Linked DNA regions of Mus musculus: region 1 is linked to region 2. Evidence: chromatin contacts called from ENCODE POLR2A ChIA-PET data. All regions are on one chromosome and are shown on one strand. Each heading gives the region's core, a stretch centred on a gene start or an enhancer-like site at or near the end of the contact. The rest is flanking DNA. Distances are from core to core; before and after follow the strand shown.

Region 1 (4,707 bases), core at 1,593-4,092, 140 kb before region 2:
CTACCCTTGTTTAAAGAACAAGGAAAGAGGTAACAAGGATTAAGCACCCCCATGCCTGGGACAGCACAGCTCAACTTATCCCCTTCATTAGAATGAAACCTCCATGAGAACGTGAGCTCCTCTCAGCCATGCCTAACTTTCCAGTGCCTCAAACACTGTACCAAGGATAATGACTTAACAGCAGAGTATTTCTTGGTGTGATATTATCCTGCTGAACTGAACAAGAAATAGACACACATACACAGCGCCACCAACCCTTCACCTCAAGGGCTCTTCATTGGTGACTCTTGTCATCTCTCATTGGGAACCAAGAACCTCAGACTCTTAGTGGGCAGAGAATAGCAATCAGGAAAGGAAGTCCTTGGATCACCGAGAGGAACAGTAGATGAGGGAATCCAGGGGTGTCAGGTCAGCTAAGTTCCTCTGGCTAGGGGCCACTGGGACTATTTTAACCAGCCACCTGTCTGCTTCTGTTTCTACTAGCCAAGTCACAAGTTGTAGTGAATCTCTGAAGAGCCTCTTTATCTTGGTGCCCAGGGAAATGTAGAAAGCATTAAAAAGTTCTACTTGCTAAGCTAACAGGCTAGCGAAAAGCCAGAGTGAGGTGAGGACTGTTGCAGAACGGTGGGGAGGGGACAGGGACAGCACCACCTTGAGCTTTCCAGCTCGCCTTCTCCAAGACTTCTCCAGAAGCCATTTCCTAATCCCTAGAGCTTCTACGCAAAGCCTGGCAATTCCCTCCTCTGCTCTTTTCTTCTAACATACAAATGCTCTTCAGTCCATCCTTAGGTCCTAAGCCACACAGTCCCTGCCTGAAAACCAAAAGGCCCACTCTTCTCTAATCCCAAGGCATCTGCCCTTCCTTTCTCCCTGAGCCTGTGAGGAGGGCTGAAACAGCTCGGGTGTCCTGCCCTGCTATCTCGGGTTGCACATGCTGGGCATGGAGGGAATGCTCCAAGTTTCTGCCAGAGAGGGCGTGGGGAAGAAACCAGCCTGGAAGGGAGGGGAGGACAAAAGGCTGTGGGGTCGGGGGATTTCTTACAGAAGAACGCAGTTTAGGAAGTCTTTCCATAGTTGGGCTGGACACTAGTCCCCACACTCAAAAATAAATAAATAGATAGATAAATAAATAAAGGAGCTGTGAAAAGAGGGAGGGTTCTCAGAGCAAGGTCAGAAAGAGGATGAGAGGTCAGAGCATAAAGAAAACCTCAGGAGTTAGGCCCACACCTGGCCAGCCTCACACACCCTATGGATCCTATTTTATCTCAGGAGACTAGGACTGCTTATAGCCACCATCCAAAATAATCCTCACCCTAAAGCAGGAAGTGGAAGAAATAAACAGACTGCTAGAGAAGGAACTGAAGTCCAAGCCACCTCAGTCACCTCTTCTACCAGAACCACCAAGGTCCTTCTGGGAATTCTGACCTGGGCTGCCAAAGCCTGCATGCTACTCAGTCATTTCCCCCCAGAATCTGACTTCAGGAGATTTACTCCAGAGGGCATGTTCATTAAGAAGTGATGGTAAGCCAGGCGTGATGGCGCACGCCTTTGATACCAGCACTGGGGAGGCAGAGGCAGGTGGATTTCTGAGTTCGAGGCCAGCCTGGTCTACAAAGTGAGTTCCAGGACAGCCAGGGCTGGGGGCAGGGGCGGCGGGGAGGAATGGTAGCTGAAACAATGTTTACCTTGGAGAAAAGCTTGAGGGAGAGAACCCAGAGATACCTGGGTTCATCCAAACAGTCTCTACACTCCAAGTATCCCTTCATAATCGCTAGAGTCGCCTGGAGAAACATGCCCACCTTCAGATGCAAGCTCTCCAGCTAACAGCCAGCTTGTCTAATGAGACACCCAACTTTAATGTGCATCTGACAACTAAAGATGCCTATTGGAAAAGCATCGTTTTCTGTCCCAGGGTCTTAATAATAAGCCCATACACACAAGCTAGAGAATTCCAGAGCCTTTTTGGAGGAGCTCCTTCACACCCAAGGCTTTTCCTCAAGTTCCAATTCCTGCTCCATATGCCCTTCTACCCACCCACACCACTGACAAAGGAGTCTGACTTTCAACAGGAGGGTCTTTCCAAAGCCCATATCAATAGTTCTGGCTACCAGCAAACAGGTGTTCCCGGCCTCTTCTTTCTTTAGCAACAACTCTAGCTTTCGTAAGGAGAGCACCATTCTAGCCCCCGAGAACTGCCAAATCCTATCCCATTTAGGCAGATTAAGAAAGAAAGCAAACCCAGTAAAAATCATGGTTCTTTTATTAAGGGCTGAACCTTGCTTAAAGGTGTCCTACTTCTCCAGCGGGTAAAGCTCTGGCCAAGGCTCCCTTCCTAGGCCCAAAGCAGAGGCCCAGCACTATCCAAAATTCCGCGAGCACCGCGGACAGAGGACCCCACCACTGGCAGCACCCAAGCAAACTCACCGTGCGGATCTGCCTCCGCAAAAGGTAAATAAAGAAGCTCCAGAGCTTGGCGGCGAAGGCCACGAACGTGCGCAGCCCCAGCAGACACTGCGTCCGCATCATCCCGATGACCCCGGCACCGCCGGCCCCGGGGCCCCCGCGGCCCAGCTCCGCCAGCCCCCCGGGGGCAGCCCCCCGCCGCAGGGAGGGGGAACGGGGGCCCCGAGCGGCAGGAGAGGCTGCAGAGATGAGCACGGAGTGGGTGGCTTAGAAAGCCACCCCCAGCGAAGGGAAAGCCCAGCGGAACCGGGAACTGGGGGACTGGCGTGGGCAGCCCGCGGGGGCCCACATGAGCGGGAAGTGGCACCGACGACTTCGCGTGGGCTGCAGGCCGAAACAGGTCGGGCTAGGACAGGGTCCTCTGAGACCAGGAGGGAAGGGGATGGAGAATTGGGGGAGGGGGCAGTGGGGGAGGGGGCTAGGGAAAAGGGAGGGAGGGAGATGGGAGGGGAAGGGGGAAGCGAAGGGTGGCCTTCTGCGCAGGCGCGCTAGGGGTCTGCCCCGGGAAGGGGGCGGGCGGGGGCGGCGGCGGCGCGCGGTGGGCCGCGGCGATTCTCGGGGGCCCCCTGGGCGCAGGAGCTGGGGAGGAGGGGGAGGGGGAGCCGAAGGGCACGGATCGCTGGGCCGGAGTGGCCTCCCCCTCCCCGAGGTCAGGATCGCTTAGCCGCTGAGGAGCGGGGCTGCAGCCTCTGCAGCTAGGCTTCCCACTCTGACAGGCGCCATTTTACCGCCCAAAGGGCTCCCTCCTCTCTTCCCTCCTCCTCTTCCCCTCTGACATTACTTCCGGTAGTGACGTGTATTCACTTCCCCGGGATTGCTGTTTCCCTCAATTCATTCTGAGGAGGGAGGGGAAAGTTAAGGAAAGCTCTCTGCTCTGACCCCGGGGTGCAGCGTTACGCACGCGCACTAGGTTACTGCGGGGCGGGACCTGGAGAGAAGCCAGGCGCCGTGTGGGCGGGGCCGAGTGACATCATTTATTCCCAGGTTCGAACCTTCTTCGGGATTGGAGCTCGTGAGACCTCTGTCCTTGTCCCCATCCCACTGATAACTGTTCCAACGGCCCTTCTGGCTCCAGTCATGGTGCAAGAGTAGATTAAGGATGTTGTCTCTAGGACTGTGTACAGAGACTCTGGAGCGGCCCCTCCGTGTAAGCCCCCTGAGAATACGGAGCATAAAAAAACCAGGCTCCTCTTTCCGGACTTTGCGGTCCTTTAAGGTTGGAAGCAATCGTAAGTGCCCCGCCTCCTCGGTGGTGACGACATCAGAAGGCGTCCTGAGGCGTCAGAGATGCTGGACTCGTTGTTGGCCATCGGTGGTTTGGTGCTTTTGCGAGGTGAGGGATCAAGGCATGCGGTGGTAGCCTTGGGCTTGGCTGAAGGAGCGGGAGCCTGGAGGACCCGCTGGGGATGGATACCCAGCTAGGGGTGGAAGTCGTGGTCGGAGCCCTGAGGGCTCAGTAGGTCTCACCCATCCTTGGCTCTCCCCAGATTCCGTGGAGTGGGAAGGGCGTAGTCTCCTGAAGGCTCTTATCAAGAAATCTGCACTTCGGTGAGTTAGCCCACAGTTTCTCCTCTCCTTCCCGGAAAGGGAGCCGGTACCCCCACTCTTCAATATATTTCCTTCATCTCTGCCTTAGTGGGGAGCAGGTCCACGTTCTGGGCTGTGAAGTGAGCGAAGAAGAGTTTCGCGAAGGTTTCGACTCTGATGTCAACAGCCGGTGAGTATACATTAAAACAGGTTTCATTCGGACTACAGCTGCTAAGGACGTCTCTTCAACAGACAGCACAGAATCTCATACTGTGGAGAAACTGGTATCGTAGGGTTTGGAACAGTAAAAATTAAAAGACTAGCGAGATGGGTTTTTTTTAGAGACTTTAGCACCAGCTTGCCGGCTTGACTGAAGGGACATGAATGAGGCTGTTGCTCACTCAACAAAAGAGAGCAGTAAACGCTTAGATAGTTTGCTGTATATACATAAGCATTCTGGCTTTAATGTTTGCACGTTAATGCATAGTCAACCAAGAAACACTTGAGTTTCTTCTAAAGTTGATGTCATCATCTTTTATATAAGTGTCCTTGGAGTTGGTTTGTTCTAGGCCTTATTATAAGGCTCAAGACTATAGATGCTAGAATTGAACTGAAAACACAAGGCAGGATAAAGGAACATACTAATTCCAAAGAGTAGTAGGCTAAATTAACCTTTGGATAGAACTTTTTTGCCCATTTTATTTTATTTTTCTCAGA
Region 2 (4,515 bases), core at 1,101-3,600:
TTGTTTTTTTTAACTTTATTTTATTTTATTTTATTTATTATATGTAAGTACACTGTAGCTGTCTTCAGATCTCATTATGGGTGGTTGTGAGCCACCATGTGGTTGCTGGGATTTGAACTCAGGACCTCCAGAAGAGCAGTCAGTGCTCTTACCTGCTGAGCCATCTCACCAGCCCACGTTTAGTTGTTTTAAACCCAGCAGGTAAGGCGTTCCATGAGAGAAAGGACAGCACCTGTCTTGCCCATGTTGGCCCTCCTTGGTGTTTGCCACCCCATCAACACTGGCTTATTAAATGTCCCTTAAATGTCTGTCAGTTCTCGCCATTCTATGAGAATTAGTCAAGTATGCTTTGCAATTGTGTCTCTTTTTCCATCTTAGTTCAAACTTAGCAAGGAAGATCCAACCCTCCCCAGGTCTTCCTCACTCTCCGTTCACTGAAATGTCCTCCACACACTAGGGCTCCTTTAAGGATCATCTCAAGCACTGCAAAACATTTTTCGATGTCCAATACATCTGGGTTTTGAATCCCAACACAGTTTACACTAACTGCATGCCTGTTCGGTATTGCCATGGCTCTCACTTCTCAACTGTGTGGGCATGGAAAACATTTGTTTCACCAGGTGGACACTGTGGAAAAGAACATCCCTGGAATAACAGGGCTAAACCTCACCATCCTCACGTAACGAAATTCTAACAAAGGTGGGTGTACACACCTGTAATCTCAGCAACCAGGAGGCTAAGGAAGGAAGCACCTGGACATACAACTCAACAGAAGAAAAACTGCCCACCATTCCCAAGGCTCTGGGGTCAACCCTCAATATGGGGGAGTTTGGAGGGGAACTCCAATGAACTACATGAATGAAATTACTAAAATCTACATTCCCATGTGTTTTTTAAAAAAAGATTTGTTTATTATTATAAAAGCTAAGTACACTGTAGCTGACTTCAGATGCACCAGAAGAGAGCGTCAGATCTCATAACGGATGGTTGTGAGCCACCATGTAGTTGCTGGGATTTGAACTCAGGATCAGCAGTCGGCGCTCTTAACCACTGAGCCATCTCTCCAGCCCCTCATGTGCTCTTTAGGTAAGAGGCTCCATTAGTTCAAGCGCTCTTTATGAGCCCTACACACAATTACAACACCTTGTAAAGATTGGAATTCCAGAACCAGAGGATCTTTGTAGTTAGAAATGCAAATTCAAAGGTAGACTCTCTGCCCTCCCTTGCTCAATGTTAGATGAATAAAGACACCAAAGTTCTTTATATGCCTTTTTCTTTTAATTTCTTTTCTGCTTCAACATTGGCTCCTTCCCTCTGCGCCCAATTACCCAGAAAGGCCAGGACTGGGCGCTTAAACAAGAGACTTCAAAAAGCCAAGGCAAGCCAGCCCAAGATTAGCAGGCTCCCTCCCACAGGCCCCAGAGTCTGGATGCTGGTGTCTCCACTCAGAGCCTGGTAGTAGAAGCTGGTGCAGAATAAGGTAGTTCCAGAAGCTAACAGTAATCCTGCCTGGAAGAGGCAGAGAACAGAATACAGAATTTTAAGAACAAAGCAACATGAGGGAGTAAATGAGGTTTGATTTAAATTAGGCAAGGGAATTGGTTACCCAGACAGGTTTTCTGCAAGAGGGTACCCCTAACAGGGCCAGGCTGTGCAAAAAGTGGTGTTTGTTGGCCTTGTCAAAGAGCTGTAAGAAAAAGAGAAGAGAGAGATTTTCTAAGCAACATAGGACCGAAGTCCATTAACACTGTCACCTCTGACGGCTCAGTTTGCTGCTCCCCCAGGTCTTCAAGCCACAGGCCTGCAGTCCTTGCAGTAGAGACCTACACTTGACTGCCTTCCCATTCATCTCCCCACCCCCTCCCAGTTTAAGGACACCCAAACATCGCGCCAAGTCCAGGAGTCCCAGAACTGTTACTTCACCTCCTTCCCGTAGGCATCCGGAAACTGAGCGCCTGTAGAGAGATGCAAAACCAATCAGAACTGTATTGGCTTAGACCCTCTCAAACCCCAGGGGCACCTAAGTAGACACTGCATCCCTGGAAGCTTCTGACTGGTGGAAACAGATGTAGTACTGAGACGCTTTTGGACCTAAAGACAAACTTGAAGGTTCGGGGTTCCAAGGGATCTCTATTCCATAAAAGACAAGACACTTCCTATAGGTCCCTCCCCGCACCAGATCCCAAAGATTGCCCCCAGCCCAGCTGCATCCCACGTCCCCTGACCGTGTGCCCCGTAGGAGGCCAAACCCAAGGCCCCAGCTCCGGACAAGGCACCTAGGCGGCGGAAAGCAGCCCCTACCCCGGCCATAGCTGTGGGTGGTCACGCGCGGAACCAACACCGCCCTGACCACCCAACAAGCCAGCCAATCCCGATTGCCCATGCAAATAAGGTCCAAAAATGCCCAATCAGGGCTATGTTCATTTCAGAGCCCCGGTTCCCTTACAGACGCCTTTGTAAAACTTCTGTTGAATGGAGAAGATGTCTGGCGGGCGGAGAAACTAGAACCAATTAGGAGCGGAGGAGCGGAGCAGTGGGAGGCGGGGTTGAGGGTGGGACTAGAGGATTTGCGTCACGGATTGGCCCACTTTCCAAGTTGATCGCCTCTTCGACACCCCAACCCCACACCTCCAGCTAATTTGCAAAGATATCGGTCCCCCACAAAGTTCCACCCCTTTTTCTACAGGCTCCTCCTGTTCTGCTTCAAACCAGACCCACTCCTCAAAAGGGGCGGCCCCACGGATTTCTAAGCTCCACCTATTGCCATCAAACCCCTCCCATCCCACGATGGCTCCGCCTCTGTGCCTAGAGGCCCCGCCTTCTTCGTGTGATGCCCTGCCCTCTATAGTTCAGCTGTTCTCCCCCTTGCTAGACCCGGAGAGCCCAGAGGGTGGGAGATCCGGGGGGGCGGGGGGAGAGATGTCTTCACCCTGCTCTAGTTCGCTACGTCCATCCGTCCGTCTGTCCACTCCCACCCCTTTCACTGTCTTCAATCCCCCCCCACACTCCAGAGGGCGGGTGGGCAGGCGGGTGCAAGCGAGGGGTGTGCGCCGCTCTCTCGGCAGGGGGCGGGGGAGGCGGCCGCGCGGTGACGCGCGGGGCTGCTGCGGCTGCTCCGCCGGCGGATCATCACTCTCGAGCTGGGATGGACGCGGGGCGGGCGGGCCCTGGCGCGCAGAGCCAGGAGTCCGGGCCTCCTGGCTACTGAGCATTTCCCAAAGCCTCCCCTAGCCCTTGCCTTCCTTCCTAGGAGCCGCACCGACCTCTGCCTCGAGGCTCGGGACTCGGCCCCCGCCCTCTTCTGACTCCCCGGATCTCCCTCCCGCCCGCCCTCGGGATCGACTAGATCCCTCCCCCTCCCCGAGGATTCCGGCTGGATCCCTGCCCCTGCACCGCGGATTCTGCGCTCCGGGGCTCCGGGCCCCTAGGGATTGCCGTGGACTCCTCCTCCAGCACCCGATCCCTTAGGATCTGTCGCCTGAACCGCCTCCTGGTCCCTCGAAGCCATCCCAGAGAACCAGTGGATCTCCAATCTAGTCCTGTCCCATTGCTCCCTCCTGGCTCAGCCTTTCCCACTGCGGGGTTCCCTGTTCTTGAGCTCTCTCTGACCCTATACCCTAGCTTTCCTTTTCCTGGGGATCGACTGGATTCCGGCCCCGCCCCCCGGGGCTGGGGCGATCCCCCTCCCCCGCCGGGTGAGGCGCTGCAGGCGGGGGCTGGGCCTGCGGGGCCGCGGGGGCTCAGAGGCCGCCGCCCCCCTTCTGAAACCCGTCCGCCCCCCGCTCGGAGCCCTGGATGGAGGCACCACGGCCCCAGGGCTGATCCAGGTAGGAGCTAAGCCATGCTGGGTGGAGGGGGCTGCGCGGCGGTCCATTGGGGTCTTCCTCTTCCCATATTCCTCCCTGCGCCTGGTTTCCCTCAGCCTGCTCTGTCTGCGTGTCTCCGCCTAAGGATGCTCTCGCCGTGTCTCTGCGTCTTGGTCTCTTTGTCTCTGCCTCTCTCCAGTCCATGAATGATCCTTTGAATGGGCCCACAGACCCCGTGTGTTCCCATCTCCCCCTCCCCCTCCTTCTCCCCTTCCCGGCCAAGCCATTTTCCCCACTGCAGGAAGGGGGGGGGGCTGCGGCCTGAGCCCCCGTCCCTCAACTCTCCCCGGTTGGGGGAGTCGGGCCTGGGCTGGAATGGAAGAGCAAGGCAGAGGGATCGGGAGGAGGGGGGAGCAAGATGTGGCAGACAGAGATGAAGAGAGAAAATGGGGGAGAGAGTAATAGAAAAAAGGAGAGAGAGAGAGAGCACTTGAGGGAGAAAATCAGAGAAGGTATTTGGAGGAGAGAGCGATGAGAAACACCAAGGAGACAGAAATGAGAAAAGACTGAGGGGTGAGAGACTGAAGGCAAGAGCTGGAGCAAGCCAGTTAAGGCCAAGGAAAGATGCTCCAAGGGACCCTGTTCGGAGGAGAAAGATGGGGGGGGGGGGGCTCTAGTGGGAGGGGAAGAGAGAAAAGCTAGTTAGAGG

The links. ChIA-PET counts read pairs that join two places held with the same protein, here RNA polymerase II (POLR2A).
Region 1: POLR2A ChIA-PET joins it to region 2 with 15 read pairs in embryonic stem cell. The contact joins the promoter of Ctdnep1 here to the promoter of Tmem256 in region 2. POLR2A ChIA-PET finds 5 or more read pairs at or near these places in 3 of 5 experiments (Patski and embryonic stem cell).

Annotation. Positions count from the first base shown.
Region 1 is chr11:69,979,303-69,984,009 of GRCm38, reverse strand. It overlaps Ctdnep1 (CTD nuclear envelope phosphatase 1), which reads right to left and starts at 2,842. Exons shown (of 8, transcript NM_026017.2): 1 at 2,425-2,842. The coding sequence starts at 2,526. It overlaps Elp5 (elongator acetyltransferase complex subunit 5), which reads left to right and starts at 2,775. Exons shown (of 9, transcript NM_018740.2): 1 at 2,775-2,803; 2 at 3,448-3,796; 3 at 3,951-4,011; 4 at 4,100-4,180. The coding sequence starts at 3,751.
Region 2 is chr11:69,836,360-69,840,874 of GRCm38, reverse strand. It overlaps Tmem256 (transmembrane protein 256), which reads right to left and starts at 2,350. Exons shown (of 4, transcript NM_026982.1): 1 at 2,226-2,350; 2 at 1,924-1,955; 3 at 1,607-1,687; 4 at 1,317-1,509. The coding sequence starts at 2,310. The coding sequence ends at 1,366. It overlaps Nlgn2 (neuroligin 2), which reads left to right and starts at 3,091. Exons shown (of 8, transcript NM_001364137.1): 1 at 3,091-3,827.